Regions from separate parts of the Homo sapiens genome. Here regions 2, 3 and 4 are each linked to region 1. Evidence: chromatin contacts called from ENCODE Hi-C or POLR2A ChIA-PET data. All regions are on one chromosome and are shown on one strand. Each heading gives the region's core, a stretch centred on a gene start or an enhancer-like site at or near the end of the contact. The rest is flanking DNA. Distances are from core to core; before and after follow the strand shown.

Region 1 (6,600 bases), core at 2,340-4,839:
TACATAAACTTGAAAGAGCATTTCACTAGTCTTTTGTAGTATATGATTTAAGCGCTTTTCATTGTTTTAAGCCAATTAATTAGCACTCTTTTATATATTTTTAGTAGTGAAACACTGTGTACACAACACATAAATACACAGACATATTAGGCATGCTTTAGAACTACATTTTACAGATTTATGAAAACCTTTTTTTCCCCTATATTAGACTTTCAGATTCTTGATGACCTATTTCATAACCCTGGGCAGTTTTCAGCTAAATAGCCTTAAATTTGCATATTAAAGGAAACAACTTAGGTGAAAGTCAAATAGCAAAATTTACATTATAAGGTCGGAGAGAAAACGTTTGGTGTGCTAGAGGGAAATTAAAACAGATTTAATTGCCAATTAAGCATAAAATCGTAGAAATTATAAAGGCCTTTTAAATATATATACACACACACATAGACACACACATAAACAAATATCCTATAGCTTTTACTTCAGAACTTTTAGCCATGAGATAAACACAAATTCACCACCCTGCAAAAAGAACTTGTTGGATGCAGTGGTTTTTATCTTAATAGAAAAATAACAGCAGATTTAGAGCAGGCAGAAAAGAAAAAAATCGAGAAAAAGAGCACTTAGGAACTCTATAATTTGCAGGTCGATCTTAGGGCTCTTTTTCCTTAATGTAAATGTGCACAAAGACCATATTATTTCCATTTTACATAAACTTTGGCAAGTAGATGTGCCATACAACCTATGGAGTGCTGGAAAGGGGGTCATTCTCTTTGTTTCCTCCTCATTCTTATATTGTTTCCCAATTTTTTTTTCTCTCTTAATAGGAGGAACTGAGCTGTGGCCCAGGTTTTTTGATTGCTATGTGCTGCTTGTGGGCAGGATGCTACAGTGTGTCATCGCTGAGTCGTTTCCACCCTCTTACATGTCTCAGTTTCTCTCTCCAGAGGTTTATGACCCCAGAAAAGGCTCAAAAGGCTGGGCGATCAGCCCTTATATGCGTTTCCTGGATGAGCCATTTTTAAAATTAATTTTTGTTGGGGATTTCCCTCCAGGGCCGCTGCACGTCGCAAGGGGTTAACCCCCCCAGAGACTCCCATGAGGCCCCCAGTCACCTAGGGGCGCTTTCAGCTGGGAGGAGTAAATGCCTTTTCTCTTCAGAGCTGAGAAAACTGTCATTAACGTATGAAAACAACAGTTCACTTCTTCACGCAAATGCACACAGACAAACCGAATTAAGTTTAAATTTGGGAGAAAAAGCAATAGAGAAGACCCTTTAGAATGCATCTCTGAACAAGAATTAGGATCCTTAAACAACAACTTCAGACTGGAACAAAGCAACAACAACAAAAAAACCAACAATATGATCACTGAGCGCTCTAATGGTAAGGAGAAATTAAGACCAGCTGGTTGTTAATCTTAACTTTATCCAAGACAAACCCCAATTCAGTTACCTATCTAGGGATGGGTCTCAGGCCGAAGGCTGCTTTCTACCATCCTAGAAGCAGGAAAAAAACAAAAAACAAACTCATCTTCCCTGTTAGAAGTGAGCTCAGACTCCATAGGAGTTACCTGCATTCCATTGTCATGGAAGCAGGAGAAAAGTTGCCTTCCTTGTGTTGGAAGCAAGTAAAACTCTAGAAAAAGAGGAGTTGTACAGCAAAATAAACTTTAGATCTTGACTAAATTTTGGGAGATCAGGGATTCTCTGGACGGGGTACTCTCAGACCTCAGCAAATTGTCCTATTGGTTTGAGCCATAAAGTTAGCTCATGCTGGTACCATGCACCAATGGGAGATTTGTCAAAAGTCAGGGGCATCTCCACTCAGAATCCCTCAATGATTACCAAAATGTGAACCCTGAAAATTTGAGACAGGTCTCAGTTAATTCAGAAACTTTATTTTGCCAAGGTTGAAGATGCGTGCCCGTGACACAGCCTCAGGGAGTCCTGGCGACATGTGCCCAAGGTGGTCAGGGCACAGTTTGTTTTCATACATTTTAAGGAGACATGAGACATCAATCGATATATGTAAGAAGTACGTTGGTTCCGTCCAGAAAGGCGGGGACAACTCGAAGTGGGGAGGGGGCTTCCAGGTCGCAGGTAGCTGAGAGACAAATGGTTGCATTATTTTGTTTCTGACAAGCCTCTCCAAAGGAGGCAATCAGGTATGTGTCTATCTCAGCGAGCAGAGGAGTGACTGAATAAAATGGGAGGCAGGTTTGCCCTGAGTAGTTCCCAGCTTGACTTTTCCCTTCAGCTTAGTGATTTGTGGGGCCCCAAGATTTCCCACAAGTGAAAGGAAAATATCTCAATCCCCCGCCCCAAATCACCAAGCTCAAAGGAAAATTCAGGTTGGGAACTGCTCAGGCCACACCTGCCTCCCATTCTATTCAGTCACCCCTCTGCTCATGATGAACAGGATGCTGCTGAACCCTGGGGTCGCTGGGGCCTTAAATGACTTTGATGATGAGAGACTGGGCATGGAGAGCTAGAGGCCCTCATCTCCCTTCCCCAGCGAGTCGGAAGCGTCCCCATTACTAGTTCCTAGAATATGCTGAGATGTCTCAGGTTGCGGTGTGCAGCTGGGAGTTGCAGCCTGGCAGGAGGCCCAGGTTTTAGCCTGTGAACCGGGGCCCTGCTATGTAGGCCAGGGTGGCTCTGACCTGGCACTCTGTGGGGCCAGGGCAGACATAGCAGCAAAGGCCATGGGGTCACAAAGAGAGAGACTGCAGAAGGATCAGGAGTAACAGGCATAATGGGGCTATTCTTCCCTAGGCCTGAACACTGGGAAGGCACTGGCAGGGCCCCGGTTTTGATGGTGGATTCTTGGAGTAGGGGCCTTGGTAATAGGGCTCTGAGTGCTGGGGCAGAATGGGCTATCTTGACCCTTCATAGTCAGGGTCCCAAGTGGGCAATCCTGGAGCCTCCAGGTCTTTGGTCCAGCGGCGGGGTTTTCCACTCAAGGGCCACAGGTACAGACAAGCAGAGCAGAAACAGCCCCCCCGGCCTTTCACTTCCCACCTGCTCCCGAGGGAGAGAGTAAGGTTTCTGGGGGTAAGTGGGGGCTATCTGAAAGAAAAGGGTGATTTTGGCTGGGGCTCGGTGCCCTACAAGAGCCCTTGCTTGACTTTGACGCAAGGCACAGACTGGGCTCTGAAGGGGCAGGCTGGGGGGTAGACGTCGTCATGGATGTTGGATCTCCCTTCCGGCCATGGCCCAAGTACGACCCCTGTTCCCTTAAAGTCAGGACCTCGCAGAACTTTCGCAAGATGGGTCCTCGGAGTCTGCCCGCGATTGCGCTCCCAAGGGGTGCCGCTGCCGAGGGTAGGCGCGCCAGTCGAGATCAAAGCGGATGGGATGACGCCACTGGAGGGCGCGCGGGGCCGCGGGGCAGGGTGGTGCTCCTGCTGCAGGTTTCAGGCCTCTTCTGCCTTCTACAGCCGCCAGGTCAGCAGAGGCGGAGGCCCGGGCTGTGGATGGCCGAGGAGCCGAACTCGTGAAGCCACGTTCCTCCTGCAGCTCTTAACCCAGGCGCGGCGGCTCGCCGGGCCGCTCCCCTTACTCCGAAACCGTGAGCCTCAGCCCTTCCCTCTCTCCCCAATCCCAGGGGGCGCCGGCGGACACCCCAGAAACCCACGCGCTCTCGTTCCTGGTCCCGCCCCCTCTACGTTCCCTCCCCCTCTACGTTCCCTCCCCTTTTCCTTCCAGAGGCGGCGGCCCCGGAAGCTCCCGCCATTCTGGACCCGCCCCCTCCAAGCTCCCGCCCCTTTCCCTTCCTGTGGAGGCGGCCTCGGAAGCTCCCGTCTTTCTGGACCCGCCCCTTCCCCACCCTGCTCCGCCCTCGGCCCCGGCCCCCGCTCCGAGCTCCCTTAGCTCTAAGCGGTTCCGGAAGCTCCCGCCTTTCTGGACACGCCCCTGCCTCCCCCACAGGATTCCGACTCTCTCCCGGCTCGTCGAGGGCTTGACATTTTACCGGGGGGTGGCCCAGAAAAACCTCGTAGAGATGGTGACTTTAAAAAATTCTTTTTCGGCTAGGTGCGGTGACTCACGCCTGTAATCCCAGCGCTTTGGGAGGCCGAGGCGGGCGGATCACTTGAAATCACGAGTTCGAGATCCGCCTGGCCAACATGGTGAAACCCCGTCTCTACAAAAATACAAAAATTAGCCGGGCGTAGTGGCGCAGGCCTGTGGTCCCAGCTACTCGGGAGGTTGAGGTGGGAGGATCGCCCGAGCTGGGGGAGGTTAAGGCTGCAGTGAGCTGTGATCGCGCCACTGCACTCCAGCCTGGACGACAGGGCAAGATTGTGCCTTAAAAATAAAAACTTGTTTTGGTAAAATACACATAATATTTACCATATGTACTTTTTTTTTTTTTTTAAATGGAGTCTGGTTCTGTTGCCCAGACTGGAGTGCAGTGGCACACCACTGGGTTCAAGCGATTCTCGTGTCTCAGCCACCCATGTAGCTGGGATTACAGGCATGCGCCACCACGCTGGGCTAATTTTTGTCTTTTTAGTAGAGATGGGGGTTTCTGCCATGTTGGCCAGGCTGGTCTGGAACTCGTGGCCTCAGGTGATCTGCCTGCCTTGGCCTCCCAAAGTGCTGGGATTACAGGCTGAGCCACCGTGCCCGGCCCTACCATGATTTTTTTTTTTTTTAAACAGAAGTCTTGCTCTGTCGCCCAGGCAATGGCACGATCTCGGCTAATTGCATCCTCCGCCTCCGGGGTTCAAGTGATTCTCCTGCCTCAGCTTCCAGAATAGCTGGGATTACAGGCACCTGCACCATGCCCAGTTAATTTTTGTATTTTTGGTAGAGAGGGAGTTTCGCCATGTTGGCCAGGCTGGTCTCGAACACTTGACCTCAGGTGATCACCTGCCTTGGCCTCCCAGAGTGCTGGGATTACAGGTGTCAGCCACTGCGCCCAGCCTACCATGGTATTTTTAATGGCCACGTAATACCCTGTGTGTGTTATATTGTGTGGATGTGTTATATTAATTTAACCAGCCCCCTATTGATTAACATTGTAGCTGTTTATAAAATGGTGTAGTAAACATCCTTTCTGTAGGTCTTTGTGCACATATGGAGTATATTTGTAGGCTGATTTCTTGGAAGTAGAATTGTTGGGGTAAAAGCTATGTGTGTGTTTAATTTATGATTTTACCTATTTACCCTCCCACTAGTGACTTGTTTAGCTACATTTATTCAAATTGTCTGCACTCGCTTTCTCCACAACCTTACCTCCTACTCACTCCACAACTCATTCTAATTTGGCTTCTCTCTATCACTGCACCTTCAAAGGCTCTAAGGTCACCAATGATCTTCATGTTGTCCTATGGACAATCTTCAGATCTCATTTCACTGCTTCTCTAAAAGACTTCATACAGTTGACCATTCTCTCCTTTGTGAAACATTCTTCTCCCAGCTTTCATAGTGCCACATTCGCCTGGTTTTGCTCTAGCCATGTTGTCTTTCCTCTGCCCACTCTGAAATGTTGGTGCTGCTCAGAGCTTTGGTTACCATCTACATGCAGTTGATCCACACAGTGAAGTCTCCCTTCCTAACCTTTATTCAACTGCTTATTTGTCATCTTGAGTTGAATGTCCCACAGGGACCTCAAATCAATCATACCCAACATTATCCTCCCCCTTCTCATGCTCCCATCTCAGTAGCTGTTCCACTGCTCTCCTAGCCAGAAACCTACAGGTCTGGTTACTTGAATGTCCCTATTCCTCAATGCGCACCTCTAGTCAATCACCATGGCCCTGCCCATTCTATTTCCATAATCCTTTTCCCTTTTTTTTTTCTTTTGAGACAGGTTCTCGCTCTGTTGCCCAGGCTGGAGTGTAGTGGTGCAATCATGCCTCACTGTAACCTCAACCTCTCCAGCTCCTCCTGCCTTAGCCTCCCGAGAAGCTGGGAAGCTGGGACCACAGACACACCACCATGCCTGGCTAATTTTCCTTTTTTTTTTTTTTTTTTTTTTGAGACGGAATCTCGCTCTGTCACCCAGGCTGGAGTGCAGTGGCGTGGTCTCAGCTCGCTGCAAGCTCCGCCTCCTGGGTTCATGCCATTCTCCTGCCTCAGCCTCCTGAGTAGCTGGGACTACGGGCGCCTGCCACCACGCCTGGCTAATTTTTTGTATTTGTAGTAGAGATGGGGTTTCACCGTGTTAGCCGGGATGGTCTCAATCTCCTGACCTTGTGATCCGCCCACCTCGGCCTCCCAAAGTGCTGGGATTACAGGCGTGAGCCGCTGCGCCCGGCCAATTTTCCATTATTTCTTACCAACGGTCACCTTTCTTTTCCTCCCTTTGTCCCCACCACCTTCTGTACCACCTGGACACTGCAATGATATTCTAATTCTAATTGCCTCCCTGGCTTTAGGCTTGCTACTCTTTTTTTTTTTTTTTTTTTTTTTTTGAGGCAGGGTCTCACTTTGTACCCCAGGCTGGAGTGCCCTGGCGTGATCTCAGTTCGTTGTGGCCTTGACCCCCTGGGTTGAAGTGGTAGGCTTGCTACTCTTTAAACCAGCTTCCACCCTGTAGCCAGAGTTAACTTTGAGAAATGCAGATCTAATTATGTTACTATCCTGCTTTT
Region 2 (6,600 bases), core at 2,317-4,816, 450 kb before region 1:
TGTACTTTTATCCCTAATAATACACCACCCGATGGGACAATCTCAAAAACCTTACAAGGCCTTACCACCCCAGCAAATGAATTAGCCGAAAACTCTGGAATAGAAGATCCCTTTATGGGCCTGATGGAAAGGTGGTTTGGAAAATGGAAAGGACTCATGACCTCAATCATTACCTCCCTTGCAATTGTTACAGGTGTACTCATCCTTGTGGGCTGCTGTATCATACCCTATATTCGTGGGTTAACCCAAAGGCTCATAGAAGCAGCTCTCACAAAATCCTCCCCTACGTCTCCCCCTCTGTACTCAGATAAGTTCTTGCTCCTAGATAATCAAGAAGAACAACAAAGCCAAATCCTGTTGAAGAAATCTGAAGAGGAAGAGCTATAGAACAGAAGAGGGGAAATTGTTGGGACAACTAAGTGCCTCTTCAAAGACTCAACTTTCCGCTCGTAAGTTGTAAAAGTTGTAAATCAATCCTACCTGCCCCCCTTCTTCTTCTTTTTGCAAATTGTGCGTTTACCATATTTGGAAAAGTTTAAGTCTTAGCCAATCAGGATCAGCTTAGATTGTGCAGTCCAACCCCAGTCAATAGGGGAAGGACACAAAAACAGGAACTGCATTAGGATTAAAAACTCCTTCCCTCCTTTGTTTGGTGTGCTCTTGTGATTTTAACAGGCGCAAGCAGCACCATCCTGCAGAAGTAAAGGTGCCTTACTGAGAAATTTTCTGTCTAAGTGTGGGTTTCTTTTGGCTACGCCAAGCACTTGTTTCCAATAAATTTGGGGGCTCGTCTGGGATCCTGTTCTCCTTCGGGAGGGGCTAGCGATTATCTTTTATGGGGAGACGCATCCCACTGCCTCACTGTGGTAGCTCCAAATACCATTACATTGGAGGCTAGGGCTTCAACATGTAAATTATGGGGAGGACACAATTTAGTCTATAGCAGCCTATAAGCATTTTTTTTTTTTTGAGACAAAGTCTTGCTGTTTTGCCCAGGCTGGAGTGCAGTGGCATGATCTCAGTTCACTGCAATCTCTGCCTCCCAGGTCCAAGCAATTCTAAAGTTAACATTTTATTTGGGAGGCAAGAATTGCAATTCAAAGCATATACACAGACTGGGTGTTCTTTGGTTCACTTTGAGGTTTTACAAAAAGGAGAAATGTTACATATGGCTTTGAAAGAAAGTTCATTGGCACTAGGAAAGTTTTAGGTTGCTGGCAAGCTCTGATTGGTGAGTGACTGCAGTGGGTAAAACTAGTCCTTTGAGGCTGGGCTCAGTGGCTCAAGCCTGTAATCCCAGGACTTTGGGAGGTTTAGGTGAGTGGATCACTTAAGCCTGGGAGTTCAAGGCCAGCCTGGCAACATGATGAAACCCTGTCTCTACAAAAAAGACAAAAATTAACTGGGCTTGCTGGTATGCAGCTGTAGTTCCAACTATTTGGGAAGCTAAAGTGGGAGGATTGATTGAGCCCAGGAAGTCAAGGCTGCAGTGAGCCCCGCCCCAATCACACCACTGCACTTCAGCCTGGGTGACAGGGAGAGAGACCCTGTCAAAAACAAAACAACAACCAACAACAACAACAAAAACCACCAAAAAACCAAACTAGTCTTTGAGTCATGGCAGTTTGTTTCAATAGCTATTGGGTAAAACTGGTTTCAGGTTACAACAGGCAGTTTCAGCAGACAGGGTTGCAGAGAATTACATTCTTTGAGCAATGAAATGTGCCCTCAGTGTTTCCCCTCCCACCATTTTCGGTGGGTATGAGAAGAATGGCCCAATCTGTATGCTTAACTTTCACAAGTGTAATCCAGAGTAAGTCATGAAATTGATTTTAGTAGTGCTGAAGTATAATTTTCTGAAGAGTAAAACCATGACTCTCTTACAAATATAAAAAAAAAGTATCAAATATTTTATTTATCTCATTAACTTATAAGGGAGCCAGTAAGATATTTAGGAATGTAGCATGAATTTGCTAAGAATCAGGAATGTTTAAATGAATTTGCTGAGAAGGGTAAAAATGGCTTAATATGCTACAGGTCAATAAAACAATGTTTTGGTGTATCTTTTCTACAGACGGGCAAGAATTATTTTAAGTACTACCAGTTTTCTGGTGAAATACTTTAGTCAATAGAAAGTCAGAGCTCCCTATGGATGCAAATCCGTCCAGCCTTACACTGAAAGGGCACACAGAATTCTCTTTTCCTCATTTCCAAGTCTTTGACAATGTTTGCTGACAATAGGTCCCTGTTAGCAGTTTTTGGTAATGAAGTAGAAAAGAAGAAATAAAAATTTAGTGCACTGCGGGTCGTAAGTGTAAACATAGTTTTGTGAAGATTTTGTTTCAGGCCAGGCACAGTGGCTCACACCTCCCAGCACTTTGGGAGGCCGAGGCGGGCGGATCACTCGAGCCCAGGAGTTGGAGACCAGCCTGGTCAACATGGCGAAATCTTGTCTCTACTAAAAATACAAAAAATTAGCCTGGCGGTGGTGGCACAGGCCTGTAGTCCCAGCTACTCAGGAGGCTGAGGTGGGAGGACTACCAGAGCCCAGGAAGTCGAGGCTGCAGTGAGCCGAGATGGCACCACTGCACTCCAGCCTGGGCGACAAAGCCAGGCCCTGTCTCATAAAAAGAGAAAGAAATACACTTTGGGAGGCCGAGTCGGGCGGATCACCTGAGGTGGGGAGTTTGAGACCAGCCTGACCAACATGGAGAAACTCAGTCTGTACTAAAAATACAAAATTAGCCGGGCATGGTGGCGCATGCCTGCAATCCCAGCTACTTGAGAGGCTGAGGCAGGAGAATCGCTTGAACCCAGGAGGCGGAGGTTGCGGTGAGCCGAGATCCGGCCATTGCATTCATTCTAGCCTGGGCAACAAGAGCGAAATTCCGTCTCAAAAAATAAAAAATAAAAATAAAAATAAAGAAATGAGATTTTATGTTAGATATATACTTCTATATATATACTCACAAGTATGTGGTATTGAGTTTGATGTAAAATATTTTTGTTCACCGTAGGCTGGGATCAAAACAGTTTGAAAGCCACTAATGTGACACATGAGGGTCAACAGTGAAAAAAACTGGACTTTTGAGTTCTTCCTTCCCCAAAATAAGTATCCCTTCAGTGCCAGGCTCAGTCATGCACTCAGAAAACGATTCGAGAGAACAGTAGAGAAGGACCGTGCCAGGTGTTCGGCTCGTCTCTGCTTAACTGAGATCCGCGGCCTTCTTGGGACACCACAAGAATCAGAGTGCAAGCGGAATGGAAAGGGCGAGCCAGCCGGCCCCAGCAGGCAGAAGCAGAGGCTTGCAGCTAAGCTGTTGATCCTTGGGGAAGCAAGCCCAAGCCCTGGGCCCCATCAGTGGGCACTGAGAGGCGCCAGCGGCCCAGTCTCCCGCGAGCGGAAGAACCTCGCGCACGCGCAGTGAAAACCCAGGGCCCGCGAAGCGTCCGAAGTCCCTTCCCACCGCCCGGCTTCGCCTCCAGTTCTCGGGGAACTGTACGGCCCAGTCACTCCCGCCTCGTCACCCCCGCCAGGTTTCCCCCGCCCTCTCCGGCCGGGGCTGGTCGCGACTGCGCGCGCAGGGCCTGAGCGGGCGCCGGAGGGAAGGGGAAGCGGCGGGTAAGGAGGGCCTGCGTTCGGGCGCGTCTGTGACGGGGTTGGGAACTTCCTCTTCTACTCCCTCCGGCTTTCCGGACCCCTGAGGACTGGAGTGAGAGAAGCCTCTAGAACTGTGTATTTCCTTGTCTTTCCTTCTGCCGCCGCAGGCCTTCCTCCGACAGTCTAAGTGTCGCCCTCCCCAGACCTTCTCGTCCGGACCGCTCCTGCCTCCCCCGCCCCAACTGGGGAATCCTGAGGCTGTGTCCCCAGTCCCTCTGTTGTCGCCTCGTTTGTCTGAGATCCCTTCCCTGACCTTTAGGTAGCGCAGGAACGATTATTAGCTTTTAGTGTAGCAGCAGTTTAGGGCTAGCTCTCTAGGCCGGGCCCCCAACTCAAGCACAAAGAACCACGGGTGTTTTGACACTTGTTCCGGGGATTCTTTCTGACACCCCTTTGCTGAAGCAGTTTCCACATGTTCCCAGCAGTGAATTCAAAGCCAGCAAACATAGGTCCGCTTTAGTTCCTCTGGGCATTTCTACCGTTTCCTAATAATCTGCTTTTTTTTTTGAGACAGTCTCGCCCCTTCTCCTAGGCTGGAATGCAGTGGTGCGATCACAACTCACTGCAGCCTCGACTTCTCAGGCTCTAGCGATCCTCTCACCTCAGCCTCCCAAGTAGCCGGAAGTACAGGCTTGCCCCATCACAGCCAGCTAATGTTAAAACAATTTTTTTTGCGGCGGGGGGCTCGCTGTATTGCCCAGGCTGGTCTTGAACTCTAGGACTCAAGCGATCCTCCCTGGCCGGGCGCGGTGGCTCACGCCTGTAATCCCAGCACTTTGGGAGGCCGAGGCGGGCGGATCACGAGGTCAGGAGATCGAGACCATCCTGGCTAACACGGTGAAACCCCGTCTCTACTAAAAATGCAAAAAATTAGCCGGGCGTGGTGGCGGGCGCCTGTAGTCCCAGCTGCTCGGGAGGCTGAGGCAGGAGAATGGCGTGAACCCGGGAGGCGGAGCTTGCAGTGAGCCGAGATCGTGCCACTGCACTCCAGCCTGGGCGACAGAGCGAGACTCCGTCTCAAAAAAAAAAAAACAAAAAACAAAAACAAAACAAAAAAAAAAAACAAAAAATCAAGCGATCCTCCCGACAGGACATCCCAAAGTGCTGGGGTTATAGGTGTGAGCCACCTTGCCCAGTCAACAATCTGCTTTTCAAGTTTGGGGCACGTGAGGCATGCAACGTCACAGAATTGTGCTCTTTTCCTTTGGAAATATGGTCACTCCACATGCCACCTTTTGGGATGACGTTCCTACTCCACTGACAGTGGGATGGTATCAGCAGTTACTGAGAAGCATGGTAACAGACTAGTATTTCTGTTGTCTGCCACCCGAATGGATATTCAGTCAACTCTTTCTTGTAGCAGGAGGCAGCATTTTAGCTCAGTGGCTGTGCTTGATGCCTTGAAGTAGGGGACAGAGGAGGTACCTTGTAATTAAACCACTAGGGTTCAAAATGTGCTGACAGAAATGTAAAACAGAAAAGGCCTGACAGTCATGTCATGTTGATAATAGTTCCAGGTCACATTTCTGTGTAGGGCCAAATACATGGTTTCTCCGCCCCCACCCCCTTTTTTTCCTTTTTTTTTTTTGAGACGGAGTCTCTCTGTTGCCCAGGCTGGAATGCAGTGGCTCCATCTCCACTCACTGCAACCTCTGCCTCCCAGGTTCAAGCGATTCTCCTGCCTCAGCCGCCCACGTCACTGGGATTACAGGCGCCCACCACCATGACTGGGTAATTTTTTGTATTTTTTAGTAGAGATGGGGTCACCATGTTGGCCAGGCTGGTCCTGAACGCCTGACCTCTGGTGATCCACCCGCCTCAGCCTTCCAAAGTGCTGGGATTAAAGGCGTGAGTCACCGCACCTGCTTTTTGTTGTTGTTGTTGTTGAGACACGGTCTTGCTCTGTTGTCCAGGCTGGAGTGCAGTGGCACCATCTCAGCTCACTGCAGCCTGGACTTCCCTGGCTCAGGTGGTCCTCCCACCTCAGCCTCCCCTGAGTAGCTGGGACTACAGGCCTGTGCTATCATGCCTGGCTAATTTTTTTGTATTTTTAGTAGAGACAGGGTTTAGCCATGTTGCCCAGACTGGTCTCAAACTCCTGGACTCAAGCGATCTGCCTGCCTCAGCCTCCTAAAAATCTGGGCTTACAGGTATGAGCCACTGTGCCCAGCCCCTTTCACCCTCTTTAAAAAATTTATTTTTCACTTCAATTTGGGTGACAGAGTGAGACCCTGTCCCCCAAAATAGATATTTTTTAAATTGGCACATAATAATTGTTTTATATTTACATTTATGAGGTACAGTGTGATATTTTGATACATGTATATAATGTATAATTATCAAATCAGGGTAATTACCATATTCATCACCTCAAACACTTCTTGCTATTATATGCTAGTTATATGTAATATGTTGATATTCTGTAGATGGTGATATGAAGTTTTAGCAGCTACCTTCGAATCTCTCAATCAAATTTCTCAATAAGTTAATTCCTAGAAAGTGATGATAATCAGCCTTGTTATTTTGACTTTGATAAGTTTAAATGCTATAAACGTAACCATTTTTTTTCTAACATCAGCCCACACTATAAGTCTTATTACCCATTGTCATTGATACCTAAATTACAAAATCTTAGTCATCTTAAATTTCCCTGTGCTATTCCATATGTCTTATATTACAGGATCTCATGGTTTTTTTTTTTTTTTTTTTTTTTTTTTTTTTTTGAGACAGAGTCTTGCTCTGTTACCCAGGCTGGAGAGCGGAGGGCAGTGGTGTGATCTCAGCTCACTGCAACCTCCATCTCCTGGGCTCAGGTGATTCTTGTGCCTCAGCCTCCCAAGTAGCTGGGATTATAGCCCTGATCCACCACGCCTGGCTAATTTTTATATTTTTAGAAGAGACGGGGTTTTGTCATGTTGGTCAGGTTGGTCTCGAACTCC
Region 3 (6,600 bases), core at 2,435-4,934, 360 kb after region 1:
AAAATCAGCCAGGTGTGGTGACACATGCCTGTAATCCTAGCTACTCTGGAAGCTGAGGCACAAGAATCGCTTGAACCCCAGAGGTGGAGGTTGCAGTGAGCCAAGATCGCACCATTGCACTCCAGTCTGGGCGATAGAGCAAGACTCTTGTCTCAAAAAATAAATAAATAAATAAACACCTTATACTTATTGAAGTTATATGTATATATCATTTAAATAATTCAATATCATTTAATAAATTAATAATTTAATAATTTAAATAATTCAATAGTTCAAGCTTTGTTCCTAAAAATATTAGTCCCCTGACCACCCCCACCCCATATCCCTAACCCGAAAGGTTCTCTTCTTTTAGCTACTTTGTTTTTTATCTGTATGTCTCTAAATAACATGCTAAAATTGTTACTTCTTGAATTTTCTGTTTTGTTTGTTTGTTTTTTAGAAACACGATCTCACTCTGTCACGGGTGCTGGAGTGCAATGGCACAATCATAGCTTACTGCAGCCTGAAACCTGGGCTCAAATGATCCTCCTGCCTCAACCTCTCAAGTAGCTGGGACTACAGGCATGCACCACCATGCCTGGCTAATTTTTAAAATTTTTTGTAGAGATAAGGTCTCGCTATGTTGCCCAGGCTGGTTTCAAACTCCTGGCCTCAAACAGTTCTCCCACCTTGGCCTCCCAAAATGCTGGGGTTACAGGCATGAGCCATTGTGCTCAGCCAACCCTAAGTTTTAAAAAGATTTATTAGTTGTATTTTTTCTCATTGTTATGAACTTCCCTTTAGAGTGAAAGTTTGATTTGGGAGAACAAAAAAAATCTCTTGTTTTTTTCTATTCCAAGTCAGTGCATTTAGAGATGAAAATTAAATTGCATATATCTAAATCCTAGAAGAGACGTGACAGGCATTTTTATAGGGAACTCATTTGAACATAATTAAAAATTAATATAGGTGCTTCTTTCCTAGCTTCACACAGTAAGGAAGAATATAATTCCTCTATTTGTTCTTAATCTGAAGAGGAAAATTTCCTTGGAGGACGTGAATGAATTATGAATATTAGAACCATAAATGTTGAGCCTTCATTTTAAGTTGTAAATCTAGCAAGCATATCATCATTCTTCAGCCGTGCCCTCCAGGACAGCTGCTTTTGACTTCTTTCCTTTCAGACATCTCTGCCTTTTGCTTCTTTGGTAGTAGCAGGTTCATTTCCTACCTTCTTGCATTAGGGAACTGCAAAGTTGTCTCTGTGGCCCCTGTCCTAACTCTGAACAGTCAGTCTCTACAAAGGGAGCATTCACCTCTGTCAGAATGTATACTGTTTCTAAACATTTAAAATCAGATGTTTTAATATTTGAGTCAAATTAAACAAAGAGAAGGAGATAACAGGAAAAGTACTAACATTTACTCATGCGTGTTTGCCAGCACTAGGTTGAACTCTGAATATACAAAGATAAAAGGGCTCCTTATGGAGCTCAAAGTCTAGATGGAAAAAATATATATGTAATCCAATTAGTGATTTAAGGTCTGTAATGGATCAGAAAATGCATCATCTCTAGGGGAGATAATATATCGGCTCTGCCCTTTCTAGTAACTGTGACAAGACCTGAATTTTGATGGATAAATATATAATAGAGTAGGAAGACAGACTAGGGTATACATTCTTGGCAGTCGACTCTATCAAATTAACACTGGCGGCCAGGTGCAGTGGCTCATGCCTGTAATCCCAGCACCTGAGGAAGCCAAGGCAGGAGGATCACTTGAGGTCAGGAGTTTGAGAACTAGCCTGGCCAACATGGCGAAACACTGTCTGTACTAAAAATGTAAAAATTAGCTGGGCATGGTGGCATGTACCTGTAATCCCAGCTACTTGGGAGGCTGAGGCACAAGAATTGCTTGAACCTCGGGGGGCGGAGGTTGCAGTGAGCCGTGATCGTGCCATTTTACTCCAGCCTGGGCAATAGCCTGGGCAATAGAGCGAGACTCTTTCTCAAAAAAAAAGAAAAGAAAAGAAAAGAAAAAGTTAACATTGGCTATGTGGAGGGGAGTTGGGGGAGAGAAGACTGAATTAGGTAGGTGGAGTCATATTTTGAAGACCCTTAAAATCATGCTAAGGAATTCCAACTTAATCTTGTTGAGCAGCAATCTCCAAAATAGGCTGTACTCAAAGCCAGGTGGTGTACAGAATTAAGTACCAGAGGAAAATGTTAGAATTTCTTGTTTTTAAATGTTTTATTTATTCCTTTTTAAATGTCTATCTTTATATATATTATATAAAGAGCATATCATATTATAGTGATCTATATATTTTTTTAAAAATTTTAAGGTAAGTGGCAATAAGTTCAACTTTTTTGATGTTTGGAAAACACTGTTTTAGGGTGTCTTTGAGCAGGGAAAAGACATATGCAGTAGAAATTAGAGTATGGATTAGAATAAGGGAAAACTGGAGCAAGAGAGACACCAGCCAAGAGACTGGAAGAAGATTTTGAGACCTGAACTAAGGCAGTGCAATAGGGGAAGAGTAGGGGACAGGGCAGGAGAGGAAGGACTTCCATCCTGGACTATGGGCGGATTTCTGGCATCAGATTCTGGATGGTAGCAACAGCATGATTAAACTAAGGAATATAGTAAGGATATTTAGCTGTGAGCCCAAGGATTATCACATTTCTTACTTACTGACTGAGTTGGTCATTTCCCTTCCTAGAGCTACTGCCCCAACCTCAGTGAAAACAATGTGGCAGTTGGCCCTTGGCCTTGCACTTTGAGGACTATAGACTGGAATCTTTTCCAAGCATTTTAAACCAAAACTGAGGTCTCCATTGCAGTTAGCCTTTGGTGTTTATTCAAGCACACAAACTATGCCAGGTGCAGTGGCTCATGCATGTAATCCCAGCATTTTGGGAGGCTGAGGCAGGAGGATTGCTTGAGTCCAGGAGTTTGAGACCAGCCTGGGCAATATAGGGAGACCCCTTGTCTAAAAAAAAAGAAAAGAAAAGAAAAAGCACACAAACTACTCTTGGGGATTTGACTGGGATTGGACCACATAGGAAAATGTAAAATGTGACCTTCATAGTCACACCAAGTAGCTGAATTCATGAGTTCCATATGGGCAGGGGTGGCATGCAGGCTGGTGATTTGGATCATAGCCATTATTTGTGGAAGCACTGGGTGAGTAGAGAAGCATGGTAGTTACCTTGCCCTGACAGTTTTTTTCCAAGGGAGTAAATGTGTTTTTCTTTCTCCTTGTCATAAGAAATCGGTTGCCAGATTGTGTTATTTATAACAATCTGTCATGGAACAGCTGCCAGGAAAAGAAAAGAGGCTATTCCCAGTAGCTCTCCTCACCTCCCGCCCCACCACTACAGCCACACACACACACATCCGGTTTTCTGATTTAACCTTTTTTCCCCTCTAATTTTACTCAGTGGTTTTGGCTTGATCGAAAATGTTCTTGTAATGAGAGATTTCTGGGCTTTGCCATGGCTTGGTAATTGGGTTTTCTGAGCTTAATTTGTTTACTTTAGTCAAGACTAACTGGCAGCAGTTTGGATTTTGAATTCCTGGGTGTTTTGGACACTTTAAACACTAAAGTGCTGCCTTCCCTTGAAACCTTGCATGTTTCTATATTGTCAAGAGTGCACACATCTGCTTTCCTTCTGAGTTGTGCTTTCTGCCCTTGACATTGCCCTGGCTTCTCTAGAGGAGCAGGCTTGGGATGAGGCATACCAATGACTGTTGGAATAGTGAGTAGGGAGATCTTTGGAGAGGCCAGTTGGTCTCTGCAGAAGAGGCATACTGTTGGCATTAGAAAAGAAGTGGGTCCATGAAACAAAGGCAGCTGAGTGTTGGCATGTTCAGGGAACTTTAAAATTAACTGCATTTCTGACACACAGTTGCTTCACAGTCCAAACAGTCCATGTTTATTCATGGCTTGTGGTCACACATGATCAAAAATACTTCTCTGGGTCTTATCAGTTTTTCTACTTTCTCTCTCTGGGCTCCAGTTACTAGAAAGCCATTTGCATTCCTAGAATGGGCTTTACATTTTAGAATAAAAATAAAAACAATGATCATTTCTTTCTGTTACAGCGTTTATAAAATCAGGCCAGGCTCAGTGGCTTATGCCTGTAATTCCAGCACTTTGGGAGGCTGAGACAGGAAGATCACTTGAGCCTAAGAGTTTGAGACCAGCCCTGGCAACATAGTGAGATCCCGTCTCTACAAAAAAAAAAAAAAAAGAAGAAGAAGAAGAAATTAAAATTAGTGGACATAGTGGCATGTGGTGCCTGTAGTCCCAGCTACTTAGGAAGCCGAGGTGGTAGGATGCTTGAGTCCAAGAATTTGAGGTTACAGTGAGCTATGATCACACCTCTGCACTCCAGCCTGGGCAACAGACTGAGACCCTGTCTCAAAAAAAAAAAGGTATTATGAAGGTATAAGTGTGATTTAGCTTTCCTTTCTTTCTTCTTCTGAGATTTCCAGCTTTGGAAATTGATCAGACAACAAACACTTTCCTTTGGAAGTGATGGAGTTGCACAGAGGATGAGATGTGTTTGGTCTCAGTGACTCTTACATGGTGCATTCTCTGGGAACAGAGGCAGGAGAGGGGCTGATGGAACAGCACCTCCGTCTGTATGCTAGGCCCTGTTCTTTCAGACCCACGCCTTTCTTTTCACACTAAGAACAGATGGCAACCAGACATTGAGTGGAGGGGTCTGTTCCTTGTGATCCTTGGGGATTTTGCATTCAGTTTAGCAAAAAGTCATCAAAACGCAAAGAGAGAAATGAGCCTACAGCCTGTTCACAATTATGCAGGACTTGTTTGGCATTCACTGTACTGACAGATTTAAACACTTTTGCAGATATCGAATGATAACAGCATTTATTTGCCAAGACAACATTGTTACCACTTCTGAGGCATCTGCATTGGAGTCATTTTCTTGATTTTGGAGTATACTTAATAGTTCAATTTATTGTAGATCAGTAAACTTGCAAAAAAACAGCCATCTTATTAGAGAAACTTAGAAAAATAGAAAGGGGATTTTTTTCCTCAGCAAATTGTCATTTTCATTCTGATGAAATGGGGCAACTTCTGTACTGTTGTAATGACAACTCTGTGAATGTCTTTAGTAATGATTTGTCTCCTTGTCTTTCTAAGCATTGTTCTAAGTAGGATTCTGCAGGCTGTTTCTTTAGTTTGTATGTATGTGGTCTGATTTGTTCACGTTTGCTGCTTCCTGCATGGTGAGTTGCAGGTGTAGGGTTTTTTTTTTTCCTAAAGAGATGTTTATGGGAACTTTTTTTTTTTTTTTGAGACGGAGTCTTGCGCTGTTACCCAGGCTGGAGTGCAGTGGCGCGATCTCGGCTCACGGCAAGCTCCGCCCCCTGGGTTCATGCCATTCTCCTGCCTCAGCCTCCCGAGTAGCTGGGACTACAGGCGCCTGCCACCACGCCCTGCTGATTTTTTGTACTTTTAGTAGAGACGAGGTTTCACCATGGTAGCCAGGATGGTCTCGATCTCCTGACGTTGTGATCCACCCGCCTCGGCCTCCCAAAGTGCTGGGATTACAGGTGTGAGCCACCGCGCCCAGTGGGAACTTTTTTTTTTTTTAGTCTCAGAGTTAAAATCTAAAAAGAATTTAGAGAGCCTTAAGCAGAAGAGTAGGAAACAATCCGAATTTGAGCTTAACTTTAAAAGGCCTTCAAAAGAAATTGTTCAGGCTATAAATAACAAGTTACATGTGGAAAAAGAAATGGTGATTCTGTTGCAGATTCTATATTCAGAATAAGAAATTTCAGGCAGTAACATAAGGCATTCTGATGGTTGAGTCTCACTTTCTGAGCAAACAAGACTCTTTGATTTGGTAGACTATGAGTTGAAATCATCCATTTTCCCACCCAAACCAGGAATCATGATTTTAAATTAAAATATTAGGAAAGTTTGGAGTACTTACAAAAAAAAAAATACATGTAGACTCACTTCATTCTTGAACCCAAAATAATTTGGTCCAATGTTTTCCAGACTATTTATTTATTTGAGACAAGGCCTCACTCTGTCACCCAGGCTGGAATCCAGTGGAGTAATTGTAGCTCACTAGAGTCTTGAACTCCTCTGAGGTTTAAGCAATCCTCTTGCCTCAGCCTCCCAAGTAGCTGGGACTATAAGTGCATGCCACCACACCTGGCTAACTTTTAAAAAATTTTATTTGCTAATTTAAAAAATGTTTTATGTATTTTTAGAGATGGGGTCTTACTGTGTTGTTCAGGCTGGCCTCAAACTCCTGGCCTCAAGTGATGCTCCTGCCTCAGCCTCCAGAGTAGCTTGGCTTACAGGTGCAAGACACTGTGCCAGGCCTTTTTTTTTTTTTTTTGAGACAGCATCTTGCACTGTCACCCAGGCAGAAGTGCAGTGATGTGATCATAGCTCACTCTAACCTTGAACTCCTGGGCTCATGCAGTCCTCCTGCCTTGGCATCCCAAAGCACTGGGATTACAGGTGTGAGCCACTCTGCCCAGCCTAGACTTTTTTAAAGTAGCATAATTGGTTTTCCAAGACAAAGCTTATCCAGAAGCCTGGAAAATAAAATTAATAAAAGAGGAGCTGCC
Region 4 (6,600 bases), core at 2,476-4,975, 270 kb after region 1:
TACTCAGGAGGCTGAGGCAGATGAATTGCTTGAACCCAGGAGGCGGAGGTTGCAGTAAGCCGATACCGTGCCACTGCTCTCCAGCCTGGGAGATGGAGCGAGACTCCCTCTCAAAAAAAAAAAAAAAAAAAAGGAGGTGGGGCTGGGCATGGTGGCTTATGCCTATAATCCCAGCATTTTGGGAGGCCAAGGTGGGAAAATCACTTGAGCCCAGGAGTTTGAGACCAGCCTGGGCAACATAATGAGACCCTATCTCTACAAAAAAAAATTAAAAATTATCTGGGCATGGTGGCATGTGCCTGTAGTCCCAGCTACTCAGGAAGCTGAAGTGGGAGGGTCGCTTGAGCCCAAGAGGTTGAGGCTGCATCAGTGACCCATGATTGCACCACTACACTCCCGCCTTAGCAACCAAGCAAGACTCTGTCTCCAAAAAAATTAAAAAAGAAAGAAGTGTGAATCTTTGTGGCTCTGTGTAACCTTTTTTTCAGTATATTTTCCTTACTATTCTGGGGTTCTGATTCAGCTTCCCTATGATAGCTGTTGACCAAGCTGTATCCCAAAGGTGGGAGGGAAAGACAGAAGACTAGGCCGAATACGGTGGCTCACACCTGTAATCCCAGCACATTCGGAGGCCGAGGTAGGCAGATCACCTGAGGTCAGGAGTTTGAGTCCAGCCTGGCCAACATGATGAAACCGCCCCTCTACTAAAAATACAAAAATTCGACAGGTGTTGTGGCATGCTCCTGTAATCCCAGCTACTTGGGAGGCTGAGGCAGGAAAATCGCTTGAACCGGGGAGGCGGAGGCTGCAGTGAGCTGAGATTGCACCACTGTACTCCAGCCTGGACAACAGAGCAAGACTCTGTCTCAAAAAAAAAAAAAAAAAAGAAAGAAGACTCTACCAAGCCTAACCTAAAGAATTTGGTGCCCTGTTGCCCTCAGATATGAATGAAAGCAGACCCCCTGTGTACCAGCATGTACCTGTGGCTGCAGGCTCCCCAAACAGCAGTGAGTCCTACCTGTCATTGGCCCTGGAAGTTGCACTGATGGGCCTGGGTCAACAGAGGTTAATGCCTGAAGGCCTCTACGCACAGGACAAGGTATGCCGTAATGAGGAGCAGCTCCTGAGCCAACTCCAAGAGCTGCAGCTGGACGATGAGCTAGTGCAAACACTGCAAAAACAATGCATCTTACTGCTGGAAGGTAAGTAGAAAAGAGTCTCTTGTCACGGTGTCTTTGGCCCATGACCCTGAGCTCCCCTCTCCAATAGAGTACAAGTACAGGAACATTTATGACATTAAAATGTAGTGAATGAAGGTTCCCATGATTAGCAAACATGCATGAGATACTGGGGCTCAAGTCCAGGCTGGCAGATGGAAGCATACAGATAAATAACTGGCTGGCTTATCTTCCTCCAGGAGGTCCTTTCAGCGGTCTGGGAGAAGTCATCCACCGAGAGAGTGTTCCCATGCATACCTTTGCCAAGTATTTGTTCTCAGCTCTGCTGCCTCATGATCCAGACCTGTCCTATAAATTAGCCTTACGTGCCATGAGGTGGGTAGCCCTTTCCCAGTCCAATTGCCTCCACCAAAGCAGAAGTGTCCAGTGCTCTTTTTCATTGCTTATTTCACTTTCTTTTCTTTCCCTCTTTGTCATTCTGTTGGACCCGCTACCAAGTGTACCTTAAAATGGCTCAGATATTTTTATATGATCTAGGATTCATATCTGGATTCCTTGTTGGTGACTTGGTTCCCTGGCAGTACTCATGGTTGATTGTCTGAGGAAGCCCCTGAGATGTTAATAAATAAGGAGCACTTAAGACCTGAGTCTTCCTGTTCAGTGGTTATTCAGGCAAGCTGAGAAGGGGTCTGAGCCCTTCTGTAGTTCAACTCAGTCAAGGTTCCCAGGCACAGGTCCCCAGAAGAAGCTGGGGGAAGTAGAGATAAATATGTTTACCCCAAGACTTGAGAACAATGAGCTATGGGCATCTTGTTTCCAGGCTAGAATAGGATCCTTGGTTTAGGCAGTTAAACCTCTGGGATGTAGCAGACTATACAGAAGAAGAATTTTAGTCAGACTGTAAGGCTGGGAGAATACCTTAGCTAAAACAGGAAATTCCTTGGCATGTATTTCTTATACTTTTAGAAATAACCAGGCTGGGTACGGTGGCTCAAGCCTATAATCCTAGCACTTTGGGAGGCCGAGGCAGGTAGATTGCTTGAGCCCAGGAGTTTGAGACCAGCCTGGGCAGCATGGTGAAACCCCATCTCTACAAAAACAAAAAATACAAAAATTAGCCAGGCATGTTGGTGCACACCTGAAGTCCCAGCTACTCAAGAGACTGAGGTGGGAGGATCGCTTGAGCCTGGGAGGTCGGGGCTGCAGTGAGCTGTGATTATGCCACTACACTCCAGCCTATGCAACAGAGAGAGACACTGTCTCAAAAATAAATAAAATAAACAACCCTATGATTCTTTTTAAAAATGTATTAACTTTTCTCTCTTTTTACAATATATCATACTATTCAACCCGATAGCTCTTGAACGGCCTTTCACATCCATTTGTAGTGGAAACTATTCAGCGTTGAGTACTCTTAAGTGCCCAGGCACTCACCTCATATAGTGTATAGTACCATAGGTTTAAAAACCTTCAAAGCTCTTAGTTAATCCTTTCCTCTCCCCAGTTCCTCCCCAGCAAAGAGCAAGCTTCTCTAAGGTGGCTCGGAAGCCCAGGGTCTGGATGGTGGCTGATGATTCTTCCTGGGTCTTCCAGGTTACCTGTTTTAGAAAACTCAGCTTCTGCAGGCGACACATCCCACCCTCACCATATGGTGTCTGTGGTGCCCAGCCGTTATCCTCGCTGGTTCACGCTTGGACACTTGGAATCACAGCAGTGTGAACTGGCCTCCACCATGCTGACTGCTGCCAAAGGTGAGCATAGATAGACCTTAAGCTCCAGCATCACCCGTCTGCCTGCCCAACCATGGCATGTCAAAGGCTTGGCCTGCAGTCTCCTGAGAAAGAGAAGCTCCTTGACCATTTAGAGTGATAGTGGTCCTCACTTTGATTGCTGCCATTAGAAAGAGCACCTGGCCAGGCGCGGTGGCTTACGCCTGTAATCCCAGCACTTTGGGAGGCCGAGGCGGGAGATCACGAGGTCAAGAGATCGAGACCATCCTGGCCAACATGGTGAAACCCCATCTCTACTAAAAATACAAAAAGTAGCCGGGCGTGGTGGCGGGCGCCTGTAGTCCCAGCTACTCGGGAGGCTGAGGCAGGAGAATGGCGTGAGGCAGAGCTTGCAGTGAGCCAAGATCGTGCCACTGCACTCCAGCCTGGGTGACAGAGCAAGACTCCGTCTCAAAAAAAAAAAAAGCACCTGGATCCAAGCCAAAACTTTACCCTAGTTACTAATTGTAGGATACCAAATATGTAAAATTAAATGATCTTTAAGGTACTTCTAAGTCTAACCTTCTGTTTGATAAAATCACTTCACCTTTCTACGCCTCAGTTTCAAATCTATAAAATGGGGATCATTGTCAATGACCTGTCAGCCTCCCAGGGCCACTGGAAGATCTAATGAAGTGATGACTAAGATAGAGCTGAACTCCTTACAGATATAAGAGTTGGTGATTTTTTTTTCAGTGCCCTGGTAAAAGATAGGCAGTCCAAAGTGATTCTCAGGCCTTTAAGCTCACATACATCCTGTTAGCTATGCAGGTTTCACCACAAACAGAAGTGAAAGTAAGCCCCTATATAAGAAGGAGCTATGATAAAATGCTAGCCACCATGAGCTCCTGAATATTTTAGACCAGGAAACTACATGGATTTTGAAGTTATTTTTTAATTAAAAATAACTTTATGTGGTATCTTCTTATTGTCCCCCCAAAAATACATGCTTATTAGAGAAAAGGTAAAAGTTACATATAAATTAATATAAAAATGATCAGCAAACAAATACAAAAATAGAACAAAGCATATGATCAGACAGTTCACAGAAAAGGAGATACAAATCGTTTTTAGACAACTAAAATACCTGGTATCACATTAGAAATACAAATTAAAATTAGCCTGAGATAACATTTTTTACTGATCTTATTGGCAAAAAACAAATCTGATAATGTGCATTCATGTGAGGAGTGTCAAGTGGGGAGTGGCGGTAGCCTGCATGGAGTATCAGATTCCAAGCAGGATAAGGAGGAGGACTACAGATCTAAGGAAATCAATGAACCACAAGCATAATAAACATGAAGAAAACTATACCATGGCACATCATAACCAAAATGCTTAAAACCAATAATAGAAAATCTACTTAAAAGCAATCAGAGTAAAAAAGATACATTACAAAGGACAAAAAAACAAGTATGGGAACAGATTTCTCATTAGAAACAATGTAAGCCAGAAAACAGTGGGAAAAAAAACCCTTAAAGTACTTTAAAAAAAAAAAAAATTATCAGGCCAGGCACGGTGGCTCACACCTATAATCCTAGCACTTTAGGAGGCCAAGGCGGGCAGATCACTTGAGATCAGGAGTTTGAGAACATCCTGGCCAACATGGTGAAACCCCTGTCTCTACTAAAAATACAAAAATTAGCTGGGCGTGGTAGTGCACACCTGTAGTCCCAGCTACTCAGGAGGCTGTGGCACGAGGATCGCTTGAACCTGGGAAGCAGAGGTTGCGGTGAGCCGAGTTGCACCACTGAACTCCTGCCTGGGTGACAGAGTGAGACTCTGTCTCAAAAAAAAAAAAAAAACAAAAACTGTCAAACTAGAATTTTATACCAATGAAAATATATTTCAGAAACAAAGATGAGGCCAGGTGCAGTGGCTCACACCTGTAGTCCCAGCACTTTAGGAGGCCAAGGCAGAAGGATCACTTGAGACCAGGAGTTTGAGACTAACCTGAGCAACATAGCAAGATCCTGTCTTTACAAAAAATTTTAAAAATTAGCCAGGTGTACTGGCAAGCACCCGTAGTCCCAGCTACTCAGGAGGCTAAGGCAGAAGGACTGCTCAAGCCCAGGAGTTAAGAGACTACAGTAAGCTACCATCATGACACTGCACTCCAACCTGGGTGACAGAGCAAGACCCTGACTCTTAAAAAAAAGAGAGATGAACTAAAAATCTTTTTCAGACAACCACAGTTCAATTAGAATTCGATAATAAAAAGATATTTTAAAATATCTTAAGTTTTTGGAAATTAAACCACATACGTGTATATTACTCATGGAGCAAAGAAAAAAATCACAAGAAAATTAGAAAATCTTTTGACTATATGAAAATGAAAGCACAAGTCAAAATTTGTAGAATGTAGCTAAGGTTTTACTTATAAATTTTTAGCAATAAATGAAAAATGCTTCAAATCAGTGATCTCAGATTTCACTTTTTTTTTTTTTTTTTTTTGAGATGGAGTCTTACTCCGTTGCCCAGGTTGGAATGCAGTGGCGTGATCTCCGCTCACTGCAAGCTCCACCCCCTAGGTTCATGCCATTCTCCTGCCTCCGCCTCCCGAGTAGCTGGGACTACGGGTGCCCGCCACCACGCCCGGCTAATTTTTTTGTATTTTTAGTAGAGGTGGGATTTCACAGTGTTTGCCAGGATGGTCTCGATCTCCTGACCTCGTGATCCGCCCACCTCAGCCTCCCAAAGTGCTGGGATTACAGGCGTTAGCCACTGTGCCCAGCCCAGATTTCACTTTAAGAAGTCAGAAAAAGAAAACCCAAGGTAAGCATAGGGAAGGAAATAATAAAAATGAGAGCAGACAGGTGCGGTGGCTCATACCTGTAATCCCAGCACTTCGGGAGGCCAAGGAAGGCAGATCACTTGAAGCCAGGAGTTCGAGACCAGCCTGGCTAACATGCTAAAACTCCATCTCTACCAAAAATACAAAAAAAAAAAATTGCGTGAGCATGGTGGCATGCGCCTATAATCCCAGCTACTCGGGAGGCTGAGGTACTATAATCATCTGAACACAGGAGGTGGAGGCTGCAGTCAGCCAAGATCACACCACTGCCCTCCAGCCTGGGCAACAAAGTAAGACTCTGTCTCAAAAAAAAAAAAAAAAAAAAAAAAATCAGAGCAAAAATCAATGAAATAGAGAATAATCAATGAAACCAAAAGCTGATTCTTTGAAAAGATCAATTAAGGCTGGGCACGGTGGCTCACGCCTGTAATCCCAGCACTGTGGGAGCCGAGGTAGGTGGATTGCTTGAGGTCAGGAGTTAGAGACAAGGCTGGCCAACATGGCGCAACCCTGTCTCTACTAAAAAATACAAAAATTAGCTGGGCATGGTGGTGGGTGCCTGTAATCCCAGCTACTCAGGAGGCTGAGGCAGGGAGAATTGCTTGAATCAGGGAGACAGAGGTTGCAATGAGCTGAGATCGTGCCACTACACTCCAGCCTGGAGGACAGAGTAAGACTCTATCTCAAAAAAAAAAAAAAAAGAAAGAATGAAAACATAAATCAAATTTAAATCCCTGTCTAGACTGATCAAGAAAAAAGGAGATAAAAGGCAGAAATGACCAATATCAGGAATGAGAAAGGTGATATCACTACAGATTCTAAAGACATCAAAATGGTAATAGGAGAATATTACAAACAG

The links. A loop is a pair of places that touch in the nucleus more often than their neighbours do. ChIA-PET counts read pairs that join two places held with the same protein, here RNA polymerase II (POLR2A). Pooled maps may share reads with other maps.
Region 2: a loop to region 1 is called in a map of CD4-positive, alpha-beta T cell, with 19 times the contacts of the local background. The contact joins the promoter of IPP here to the promoter of LINC01144 in region 1. A Hi-C loop is called at or near these places in 2 of 168 maps with a recorded cell type or tissue (B cell and CD4-positive, alpha-beta T cell) and 10 of 50 pooled maps. POLR2A ChIA-PET finds 5 or more read pairs at or near these places in 1 of 52 experiments (B cell).
Region 3: a loop to region 1 is called in a pooled map, with 2.4 times the contacts of the local background. The contact joins the enhancer-like site here to the promoter of LINC01144 in region 1. A Hi-C loop is called at or near these places in 2 of 50 pooled maps. POLR2A ChIA-PET finds 5 or more read pairs at or near these places in 4 of 52 experiments (Panc1, activated CD4-positive, alpha-beta memory T cell, activated CD8-positive, alpha-beta memory T cell and 1 more).
Region 4: a loop to region 1 is called in a pooled map, with 5 times the contacts of the local background. The contact joins the enhancer-like site here to the promoter of LINC01144 in region 1. A Hi-C loop is called at or near these places in 7 of 168 maps with a recorded cell type or tissue (HUES64, IMR-90, lower leg skin and 2 more), 2 of 37 single-sample maps with no recorded cell type and 4 of 50 pooled maps. POLR2A ChIA-PET finds 5 or more read pairs at or near these places in 15 of 52 experiments (AG04449, AG04450, HEK293T and 11 more).

Annotation. Positions count from the first base shown.
Region 1 is chr1:45,300,899-45,307,498 of GRCh38, reverse strand. LINC01144 (long intergenic non-protein coding RNA 1144) reads right to left here and starts at 3,589. Exons shown (of 1, transcript NR_024270.1): 1 at 1,880-3,589. It overlaps LOC105378691 (a long non-coding RNA gene), which reads left to right and starts at 3,753. Exons shown (of 3, transcript XR_947287.4): 1 at 3,753-4,007. RefSeq lists enhancers at 907-1,086, 3,257-3,496, 3,957-4,016 and a silencer at 3,687-3,866.
Region 2 is chr1:45,747,619-45,754,218 of GRCh38, reverse strand. IPP (intracisternal A particle-promoted polypeptide) reads left to right here and starts at 3,566. Exons shown (of 9, transcript NM_005897.3): 1 at 3,566-3,622. It overlaps LOC105378693 (a long non-coding RNA gene), which reads right to left and starts at 3,270. Exons shown (of 3, transcript XR_947290.2): 1 at 2,971-3,270. RefSeq lists a silencer at 3,456-3,725.
Region 3 is chr1:44,944,260-44,950,859 of GRCh38, reverse strand. All of the region lies in intron 3 of EIF2B3 (eukaryotic translation initiation factor 2B subunit gamma), which reads left to right. Among named protein-coding and RNA genes, the nearest start is that of EIF2B3, 39 kb to the left of the region's middle. Within about 2 kb of position 3,684, at least 9 of the 41 ENCODE cell types and tissues checked have a DNase peak (open chromatin) inside an H3K27ac peak, as active enhancers do.
Region 4 is chr1:45,030,641-45,037,240 of GRCh38, reverse strand. It overlaps ZSWIM5 (zinc finger SWIM-type containing 5), which reads left to right. Exons shown (of 14, transcript NM_020883.2): 9 at 942-1,202; 10 at 1,418-1,553; 11 at 2,772-2,929. Among named protein-coding and RNA genes, the nearest start is that of UROD, 22 kb to the right of the region's middle. Within about 2 kb of position 3,725, at least 2 of the 41 ENCODE cell types and tissues checked have a DNase peak (open chromatin) inside an H3K27ac peak, as active enhancers do; they include OCI-LY7, where a contact is called at or near this core.